Regions from separate parts of the Homo sapiens genome. Here region 1 is linked to region 2. A link is a loop called in an ENCODE intact Hi-C map of the cell type or tissue named here. Cell type or tissue: dorsolateral prefrontal cortex. All regions are shown on one strand. Each heading gives the region's core, and the rest is flanking DNA. Links, peaks and the distances in the headings are about the cores only.

Evidence for each region. Hi-C counts contacts between places; a loop is a spot of excess contacts. Peaks named below come from ENCODE experiments on the same cell type or tissue, not always from the same donor. Only the 100,000 strongest peaks of a DNase experiment are listed, where the experiment ranks them.
Region 1: it touches region 2 in a loop (5-fold over the local background); 6 of 110 quality-filtered maps call a loop at or near these places.

Annotation. Positions count from the first base shown.
Region 1 is chr3:181,452,002-181,457,389 of GRCh38, reverse strand. All of the region lies in intron 3 of SOX2-OT (SOX2 overlapping transcript), which reads right to left. Among named protein-coding and RNA genes, the nearest start is that of SOX2, 260 kb to the left of the region's middle. RefSeq lists an enhancer at 2,390-2,891. In dorsolateral prefrontal cortex, for the core only: a CTCF peak has its summit at 2,860; a DNase peak (open chromatin) is centred at 2,429; H3K4me3 peaks cover 2,335 bases; H3K27ac peaks cover 4,195 bases.
Region 2 is chr3:181,552,569-181,557,956 of GRCh38, reverse strand. All of the region lies in intron 3 of SOX2-OT (SOX2 overlapping transcript), which reads right to left. Among named protein-coding and RNA genes, the nearest start is that of SOX2, 160 kb to the left of the region's middle. In dorsolateral prefrontal cortex, for the core only: no CTCF peak of the experiment used is centred there; a DNase peak (open chromatin) is centred at 2,096; H3K27ac peaks cover 2,990 bases.

The DNA of each region.
Region 1 (5,388 bases), core at 305-5,304, 100 kb after region 2:
TTCTGTCCCACTACTTCCCATGAAAGAAGTCCTTTTACTTCCCTGCTGTAGTTGGCACACTGCCCTTTTCACGGACCCAACGAACCGTCATCTTGGATGTAACAAATTAGTACATTCTCAGAATAATAATAAGTGCAGGCATGAAAACACTATTGTTTTTATTTGGAAATGAAGTAACTCATTTTAGCTGGGTGACTTTTTCAGTGTAGCACCATAGGCCAAAAAAGAAAAAATCTTTTCTGAAAAGAATGGTCAATTTCAGGAGAGACATGACACATCATTTGCTGTAAAAATCAGATAAAGGGAAAAGAATAGAAAAAAAAATGGCATTTGTTGTAGAGTAGTTAAAAGAAAATAGGAGGTTCAAGGGAAGTACAAATGTAAAACAAATAATGTATCCATTTCAAAGTACAATTAGAGAAATAAGATTGGAAATAAGTACTATATGGAGTTGATTTTTGATATCAGATTAAAAATCTATTAACTGATTTTTCTGCTTGTAACTGCAAAAAATATAACTAAAATTTTTTAAAAAAGATCTTCAGGTATATTAGAAAAATAGTTAAGTGTAGAGAATGTTAAAACACTAGAGAATAACACAAACATGTTTTTATATGTTAATGATCACGTCAAAATTTACTTTCAGTTTTCAAAAAGATTTCTTTCACCACTACATGTGTGTAAGCATATGCCCGTGCATTTCCAGCCTTAGGATTATTTTTTTTACTAACTATGTTAATAGGAAAAGAAAAAAGTTAATATTAGCAAATTTGCATATAAGTCAAATTTACTTCAAAGCAGAGCCATAAAATTTATATAAAATACTTTTTCTTATTATTCTGGAAGGGCCATCATCACCTTTCAATGCCAAGAACTCTGAAAACTATAGAAACTATTGTAATGATAGTCTTTATGACAGCTTCAACTGAGATTTGAATAGCAAGCACACTTTTAAGTAGACAATAAGATGAAATTAGAACTGCCAAGAAGTATGAAATAGTAACCAAATAAATATATTTTTTCAATATTCCAGACATTGTCCAATGTAGATGTCAGCTCAAAATTATAGTCTAAAAATCAAAACAATCATTCATATACTTTCTCTTTGCTCTAGACCTGATCCTTTAAAACAAATTATGATATTTTATGTAAAAATGTACCACAAATTTACTAAACTTTCTGGTTCAAATGAGTTCAAGAATATCTCATTATAAATGGAGACAGTCCTGAAAAGGCAGCCAAGCATGACTAAAAAGATCACTCTTTTACACAAAAAATAGCCTTCTTATTTTACCCTTTGTTGAAAAGACATTTGGCCAGCCACAGGGGAAATACATAATCTACTTTTATATTCAAATAATTTATTTGAAAACTCTATGGCTACAATGACCCTAAAACAATTCTGGATTGAATATACATATGACATGGGTTTATGTGATCTTAATCATTGACTTGTTTTCATGTGTTGGCAATGATTTTGGCAATTCTTTTTTAAAAAAGAAAAACACATTCATATCCTTTATAAAAATTACCATTAAGTAAAATTATATCTGAAATGAAATAAGATGGTATTAATGTGGTATAGTTCTGTAAATAATTTTATGCATACAGTCAAGTTTGAATATTGCAGTTCTTTTCACACAACCATCTATCAATTTAATCTAATATACATTCCAACACACAATCTCTCTGGTAACAACATGTCAAAAATTATGCCATCATAATTTGCCTTTTTGTAAAGACAAGAAGCAAAACTTGAACATTTCAAGATTTTAAAAACCTGCCTCCACATAGATTTGCTCCTTTCAATTCTGTGAATTTTTATTTCAGTGTTTTGACAATAAGGTTGATTTTATGAACTCTAAGCTATGGTGAACTTCACTATGAGATATCTTCCCCACCCCCACCCCAAGAGCCAAAAACGCCAGCAGTAAATGATGTTTGTCCATTTACTTTAAGTAAGACACTGTTTCTTTCATTCAGTTGCTCAATATCCAAGATTATATAACAGCAGAGAATAGCATACACTGAGGAGGAAAAGCTTAAAGCAATTAGTTTTCTCCTAAGTACTTTAGCCCTCCTTATTTAGGTTTTTAAAAAACAGGCAATCATATAATGAATTTCAAGCAGCCATACAAAGCACTTTAAAAACTGTTTCTACAGTCTTAATTTCCTTTCATCATTGTACACATAAAAAAGAGGAAGCAGCTATCACATTCATGTCCTAAAATTGATCACTCAGATACTTGGGAAAGTTTTCTATGCTGTCCACCCATGCTTTTTTTTTTTTTCCTGATTTGTCAAGGTACAAATGAAATATTTCCAGCTCTGATAAAGAAGACCAAAATGTAAAATGTCGACTTGTCTTGCACATTCTGGGTGCCTCCCTAGACTCTGCCACTCTCCCAGCAGAGCGGAATGAATATCTGGGCTAACCACACATTTCAGGACAAAGGAACTAATTCATGGGGGAGGGGAGACCACACACCATTTATAAGGTTTGTTCAGTTTACAAGAAAACTATTGTCAATGCTTTGTTGATTCATTATGAAAGACCCTGCGTGACAAAAAAACAAGTGACCACCTCCTTGCTGAGTTTCACCAGCATACTCCCTGCATTCAAGAGCAGCCCAGGATCTCCTGCGCTAATTGTTATTTAAAGAAACTGCAACTGTAGGTACATGAGATAGCTCTGATCACAGATAGAGCCATCAGGTTGAAGATTTGATGAAACTGGCTCTGGTACCCAAAAGATCGCACACAATAGCACAGTGCTTGCTATTGCTGTCAAAACTCTGATGTGAAGAACCAAATTCCACTAGAGGGAGTGAAAAGAGCCCGGAAGGATCATAGAGATGCTGACTCTATGCAGGGTCCCACCACTAGGACATTTTAGTCACTACGAAATCTTCTTGTCTCCCCACCTACAAAATGGGACTAAAATATAAAATATTTTTTAAAGGAAAATCACCTTAAAATCCTTTGTTGGAAAATGCTATACAGTGCACAAGTATTATCTTCATCATCCATTGAACCTTTGTACTTTTTTCTCTGTCCTGAGGGAAATAATAAATTGACATATTTTCTATCATCAGAGACCCTTTTAAGACCACAATGTGATTGCGCTCCAGTATAGCTCACACTTATCCCCATTAAAAACACACAAAGGGGTGAAAGCAGGGAAAGAAATAGGTAGGCATAAAGGGCAGCTCAGATATACTGTTGTACAACATGGGCGCTCTCTCCTAACCTGCCCCAGCCTCTAAGATGGGGAATGAACCACCGCACAAAGAAGTCTGCAAACGGGCCCTGCATAAGTTCCAGTTGAAACTGGCTGCTCTGTGGGTAAAAGCACACAGGTTGCTCTCCCGAGTGGCCATTTGATTGCAGATCAGCTACGTGTTCTTCTACTGCTCCAACAACCCTGAATGGCGCCCTGTATCTTTTTAAGTGGTTGGTTTCGTTGGAAACATGGGACAGAAATCTGTTCCTCTTTGTGGCACTCACATAGTAGCATTGTAGGTTTTTCTGTTTTTTTCTCCTTCTTCTTTCTTCTATAAGGAATAAAGGCTCTTAAAAAATAAACCCAGACCTCCATTAAGACAAGTTTCTCGGTGGCCTGGGAGAGGGGAGAATCCTTCCACTTCACATTCCTGCTCCTTCAGTTTGATCAGCTACGAGATTTCTCCAGGCCACCAAGTAGTTCTAAGAAGAGAATAAAAGTGTTCCAAGGTGGTGGGGAAGCTGGCACTCTTATACATTGCTGATGGAATGTTATTTGGTAAAACTCTGTGGAGGGCAATTTGGCAATTTCTCCCCAAGCCCTACTCTCAGGGGTTTATCCTATAGCTCTGGTCCTGCATGCATGAAATGGCTTATGTATAAGGTTGTTTACTGTAGTACTGTTTGCAATAGCAAAAGATTGGAAGCACCTTAAATACCCATCAATATCCATCAGTAGGGCTGGTTATATTATGATGCTAGGATACAAGGAAATAGGAATGAGGAATTGATATAAAATGATTTCCAAATATAATGTTATGAGGAATAAAGAGTATGAGCTGTATGAGACTCCTTGTGTTAAAGAAGGGAAGGAAAGATTTACATACATTCCTTGTGGGCCCCATGAAAGCAGGGTTCACGCTTGTTTTCATTACTCTTCTGTCTTTAGGGACAGGAAATACTTTGTTTCAGATGAGGAAAGGTCTTAAAATCAGTTTCAATAAATGAAGGAGAGCAGGAGAGTCAAGAATAGATTAAAAAAACAAATTTAAAAAATCTATAGTCAAAGTTATATACAGAACTTGATAGAAAATTTCATGAATACTAGAAAATATTAACAATGGAATTGAGAGTGACTTTTCTCCTGCTGCTTTATCTTTTCATCTATCAATTTTTTCTATGAGGATGCATGTATTTAAGAATTTAGTAACAAAACAAAATGCCACATTGAACTTAAATAGAATCAGTTGTACTTGGTGACTCTTTGAATGCTTGGTTTGGAAGAGGAGGGAAGCAAGGATGGTTCTGAGATCTCCAGCTTAGAAATCTAAGTGGATGGTGTTGAGGTTAACCAAGATAAAGACTTGAGAAGGCTGATAAGGAGAAAGGCAGTGAGCTTCACTATTAAACGTTCCTCAGGGTTCAGGCTGTGAGCTTACCTTAGGGCACCCTGAGAAATCTTTCCAGGCTCCAGTAACCTCTCTATACCCAGTCTACTGTAAAGAATGTCCAGTCATACTTCTACTAAGGGATCATCTGGGAGCTGCCCTTAAGACACAGTCAACCACATTGTTCTTTTATATTTATTTTATTTTTATTTATTTATTCATTTATTTCTTGAGACAAGGTCTCACTATGTTGCTGAGTGTTGAACTCTCGGCCTCAAGTGATCTTCCTGCCTTGGCCTCCCAAAGTGCTAGGATTACAGGCATAAGCCATCACACCCAGCTCATATTTTCTAAAGAAACATAAATTATGCAAAGCATTGTTGACTTTCACTAGTGTTGTTTCTAGCGATATGCAAATAAATGCACTTGTGTAGGACAAAAATTCCTGCACATACTAACTGATTACATAGAAACAGCTGAGGTTAAAAAAGGTGGTGCAAAGCAAAGTTGAGACCCTCTATTTGGCACCCTCAAGGGCCCCTTCCTTATTGATTCCCCAGGGTTACGAGGATATTCGCTGCTATTACCAACTTTGCAACCTGAAGCCCATCCTGCATGTGTTATCCATCAGGCCTCTGCTCCCCAGAGCCTCTCCCTTTTTTTTCCCCCATGTAGGATTCTCTCTTCCCATCTCCAACTCTAGCTTTGCCCTTTGTGCTGAGATTCAGCTCACTAAAGTCTATTTGGCACTGATCCTGTGCCATGTGCTATGTGAGTC
Region 2 (5,388 bases), core at 102-5,101:
ATATTGTCTGTGGCTGCTTTTGTACTAAAACGGCAGAGTTAAGTAGTTGCAACAAAGACCATATATTCTACAAAACCTAAAATATTTACTATTCGGTCTTCTCCAGAAAAATTTTGCTTGTTCCTGCTCGAGAGTAGTGTTTCTCAAATTTTAGAAATACCCGGGACAAATGCATACAAATTGTCTGGGATCTTGTTAGACAATAAATTCTTGATTTAGTAGGTCTATTCTGCATTTCCAACAGGCTACCTACTGATACTGATGCTGCTGGCCTGAGGACCATACTTTGAGAAGCAAGGTGTTAAACTGTGACCCTCATCATAAACACGCAGAAGCCTAATGTTAGCCTGCTCAAGAACAGATCTTTTAGGAATGAACTCATATTAATTAAGTGCACAAGGTTGATGCAGAAGCCTAAAAATCTAATTTATTAACCTGTCAATGAGAAATACGATAGGAATATTCTGTTCCTATAGACATGGCACTTGGTATGCTGAATTAGAGCAGAAGATTATTTTATCTCGCTCTCTCACCCAGGCTGGAGTGCAATGGCAAAAATGCAATTCACTGCAACTTTCGCCTCCTGGGTTTAAGCAATTCTCCTGCCTCAGCCTCCCAAGTAGCTGGGATTACAGGCATGCACCACCACGCTCGGCTAATTTTGTATTTTTAGTAGCGATGGAGTTTCACCACGTTGGTCAGGCTGGTCTTGAACCCCTGACCTTAGGTGATCCACCCGCCTTGGCCTCCCAAAGTGCTGGGATTACAGGCATGAGCCTCCCAGCCCTCTATAAGTCATTTTTGAGTGATCTTTCTAGGAGTCCTGCTCTAGCCACTCTAGCCAAAGAGAAATGTCTGTGATTGCAGGAACTCTATTCCATTTCTCATTTACATCACATAGTGATTCCCTAGTCATGGGAATTATTTACTGTTCATTATTATTCCATGAAATTATGCCATGGCATTTTAAAAGATTTTCCTGCAAATTTCATTTTAAGTATGTCTTAATTCTAAAATCAAGAGGAGTAACATTGAGAGAACTGGATCTGTGTCCTAGTATTAATCACTGTGAGACCATGACCAAATAAGTGTCCTCATCAATAAAATGTAGAGGAGAGATTCAGAATTACATGATTCCCATGGACCCTTCCAGTTTTAGAACACTAATTTCAACTAAAATTTTTCCAGAAGATACACATAAAAATGGAGTTCATTTCCTTATTGCCACATTCCTGGTATGTGCTGCAATGTACTTTGGACCTCCATTGACTTTTATGTCTTTTTTTCTGATGTTCTTGTTACTTGTTGACAAGTCTGTTCTCAGTTTTCTTCATTAAAAAAGAACACTTTAAGGCAGACATCTTATTCAATTTTGCATCCCCCAGCATTTTACATAAAGGGACCATCCAAGAGATGTTAGTTGAATTGAATTAGTGTAGAAATATCCTCAAAACAAATAAGTTTGGGATAGTAGAACCTTAAAAGGCTAAGAGGTTGTAACCTTGCACAGTAAAGGATTTTGACAAGCCAGTTGATTGGATGTTTGGCAACTCTTGGTACCATATTGCATTAACTATATTCTATAAAATTATAAAATGATTATTCCTTTGGAAACGTTGAAAGAGTAGCTTGACTTTGCATTTCTTAATGGTTCAGTATATTGCTGATTAAAGTAACTTCTGATAATTCTATAATTAGATTCTATCTAAAGGATCAAGAAAAATGCACTGAGATTAGAATTTTAACATTATTCATAGCTTGTGGAAAGGAAAATGTCCTGTCTGGAATAAAGTCAATGTCATGTCTATATATGCTTTGTTGGGTTTAAGAAAAATCTTTAAAAATATTTTTTCTCCCCTTAATACATTTCCATTTATGTGCAATGTTTTTGATCAGAAAACTAAAAAGTAGCAGCGGGTGGGAATGAAGGGAGCCAAATATAGAATTGGTGCCAACAGATGCAAAAATGCCATGGAAATCTTTGGCCCAGAAATAATAGCTTACCAAAATACACACACACACAGTTGTTGGACTCTTGAACAGATACACAGCCGTCTGTATAGACAACAGTGCTGTTGGCCAAGAGTCCCGGAGGCAGGCCAACCTCCTATCCAGATGCCACTGCCAGTGAGGAAGCATTTGGCTTCTAGTCCTCTGGCTGCCAACCTTCTCTCCCACTCTCTGGCATGAATTTTTACAGGGGCTGCTGAAGTGAATTAAGACTCTGAAGAGTTCTGTATTAATATGCTGCAACAACACAGAACACAGTGCCACAGAAGCCCTTTATGCTATTTGAATGTTTTTACCCATTATTATTTTTTTAATTGTCAAAGAAACCTGACTTCTAGGTATTTGCCTACAGATAAATGCAATTGCTTTGGAAATTAAGAGTGATACATTTTGATTTCTGCATGGAGTCAACTTTCCTCAACCCAGAAATACCTTGAGAGTATTTAAAATAAAAAAGGTAAAAAGGAAAGAGAATAACAGATAACAAAAGACCAAGAAATAAAATATATTGGTATTTTTGGGACACTGAAAGACAGGATTCATATTTCTTCAGCCCTAGCAAAAGCGCCCACTGAAAAATCTCCTTCTGGTCAGAAGAATGCAATAAGAACACATTTTTTTCAGTGACAATTGAATAAGTACCAATATACATCCATGATTGTTTGCATGCAGCACTAACTTCCAAGAAAAAAAAATTAACATGGCACTATCTCCTCACCTGTAATCTCAACAAATTCCAATTTCTGACATTGTGAGGTTGTACCTATCAACTTCTGAGCCCCTCCCACCTGGAGAGGCTTCTATACTGCCTGTTTTTCCCTTCCCTCACATCAGTGAGGCTGGGCAGCCAAACAGATCCTGCTGAAGGAGCTGGCTTCACTTCTGCAGCACTTTGCAAGAGCAAAGTTTTGAGATTGATCTGATTCAAGAGAGAACTATCAGAAGATGGCATAATATCTGATTATATTAATGAATTAAAAAAGATGCCATAGTTAAAATTACATACGTTAATTTGTACAAAAACAGTAGTTTCTAATTTAAGATGCTTTTAATGTCAGAACAAAACACCAAACTGCTATTGCATGCAAGAAAAAAGGAAAAAACCAAGAGTTCAGGCTTACATTACTTTTCTTGGCTCTGCTAGTTGATTTATACAACTGTAACATTTGAACTGAGGGAATACTTTTTGTGTACTCCAGAGAGTTTCTCCAGTTTGCTTACAAAAAATACAATAGGCTGTTGAGGTTGACTTGTTAGAGTTTCAGTCACTAACTAAATGAACTTATCCACATAAGAAGCAATATTTTCCCTGGATACCTTTAGTAGGGCTGCCATATTTACTTAAAGCAACATTAACTGCTGTCAGATATCTAAGTGTCATTGACATTGATAAATCATTCTTAGAGAGACATGAACAAATGAATCAAATGCTCATCATCACACTCAGAAAAGAAATAATACATCAGGCAGCCTACTTATGTAACTCTGTGTCACATAAAGATTTCTTGATGAGCCATACAACCTTATCCAGGTATGAATTGTGTGACTAACACATTGAAGAGACAGCTTAATCATAGAAAAGCATGTAGCCAAAGTACATTGTAGAAAATGTAATATTTCATTTTGTTTAAGACAAAAGGTCTATTTGATTATTACAGTCAAGTATAACTAACTATTTGTTTGCCAACTATGCATTAACATAGAGAAAATCTTCCATTTTCCCATTGTGTAAATGCGAAGAAATTGTTATTAATTACATTGAAGTGTTTTTGTAATTAAAGTTTTTCAGTAGCATGTAAAATACTTTGCTGTATGGAAAAGTAATAGTCATACGAATACATGAACAACAGCAAGATTAGTTGCTTAATTTCTCCTTAGGAATTTTCTAACCCACCAACCTAAAAGAAGCCTACTGTATTACTCTGTATTGTCTTCTTTTATGATTTTACCTAACCCTGTATTTTAGAAGAAAATCAGTTTTTGTTTTTACTACATAATTCTCTACTTTATTTTTAAAGATAGAGAATATGATTTATCTTTCTTTGACAATAGTACCTTCTAAGAAGAACATCTTTTCTCTCCATGAGCTAAGGAAGGAGACTGAATTAATGGAGATACAGGTGTTCCCTTCCACTGATCGGGGTAAGAGGAGCAGCAGCAGTCAGCACTCCCTTCTCTCTCTGCCTTTCCTTTATCTGTCTTTGAGCACCAGCTTTTCCTTTGTCCTGTGGACCATCTGTGTGCCTGCAAACATCTACAGAGACATCAGCAGATCCCAGCAATGGCCACAGCAGCTGCCTGGTCCTTCCTAACTGAATGAAAACTCAAATTGCCAAGATTGCAAATAATCTCCTTCCTTTTCACAGACATATGCTACCTGGAAGCCTTACAATAAATTTCCTGTTTTCAGTAGCACTTTATAGACCCTCAGCAATTACTTGTATATGCATTTTTGTTCTTTTATCTGTTTACTTACGATGGCATTTTCAAATTATAGTCTACAAACACTAATTTTGAGTAATGTTAACAACTTTACCTAAATGTATTGAACATTTAGTATGTGTTTTACGTGCATTTTCTTATCCAATACTCGCAAATTTTTAAAGTTTGATTAGTATTATTTCCATTTTATGGATGAGAGAGGTGAGGATTAGAGAAGTCAGGTCACATGGCTTAACAGTTGTACTGGGCAGAATTTTAACCCAGCAATGTGACTCCAGAGCTCATACTCTTAAACAGTATAACATAGCTGTTAGGTAAAAAATCATCTGTTGGTGGGGAGGAGGGTGATCAATGAATTCGAAAATGAAGAGGTAGAACAAATTGAACGAACTTCTTTCCTGCAGTATTTCTCAGAGCATTTAATACATATGCCCATTAACATTGACTTTCTAAGGTGGAATCTAATATATGACATTTTTCAAACGTATTGATCCTCATTGATCTCTCATATAATTAATGTTCCCCCCTAGCACTTTGGGAAAGACTGCCTTAGTATGTACTTTTAGAAGCAGAATTGTTGGGTTAACCCAATTATGCTTTCCACTGATTCTTTTTAAAATTATGAATGAGTCACTATTCTTCAGCAAATGAGAATTGCAAAGGTTAATGACGGGCTCAGGGGGTGATGGGAAATATAGCGTGACTTAGAAAATATAGCGGGGGAAATGTATGTGAATAACTATAATATAGAGTAGACAGAGTCACGTAATTGACTCTCTATTTTATTATTATTTTTCTTTTCTTTCTTTCTTTTATTTATTTTTTTTTGAGACAGGGTCTCACTTTGTCACCCAGGCTGGAATACAGTGGCATGATCATGGCTTACTGCAGCCTTGACCTTCTAGGCTCAAGAGATCCTCCCACCTCAGCTTCCCA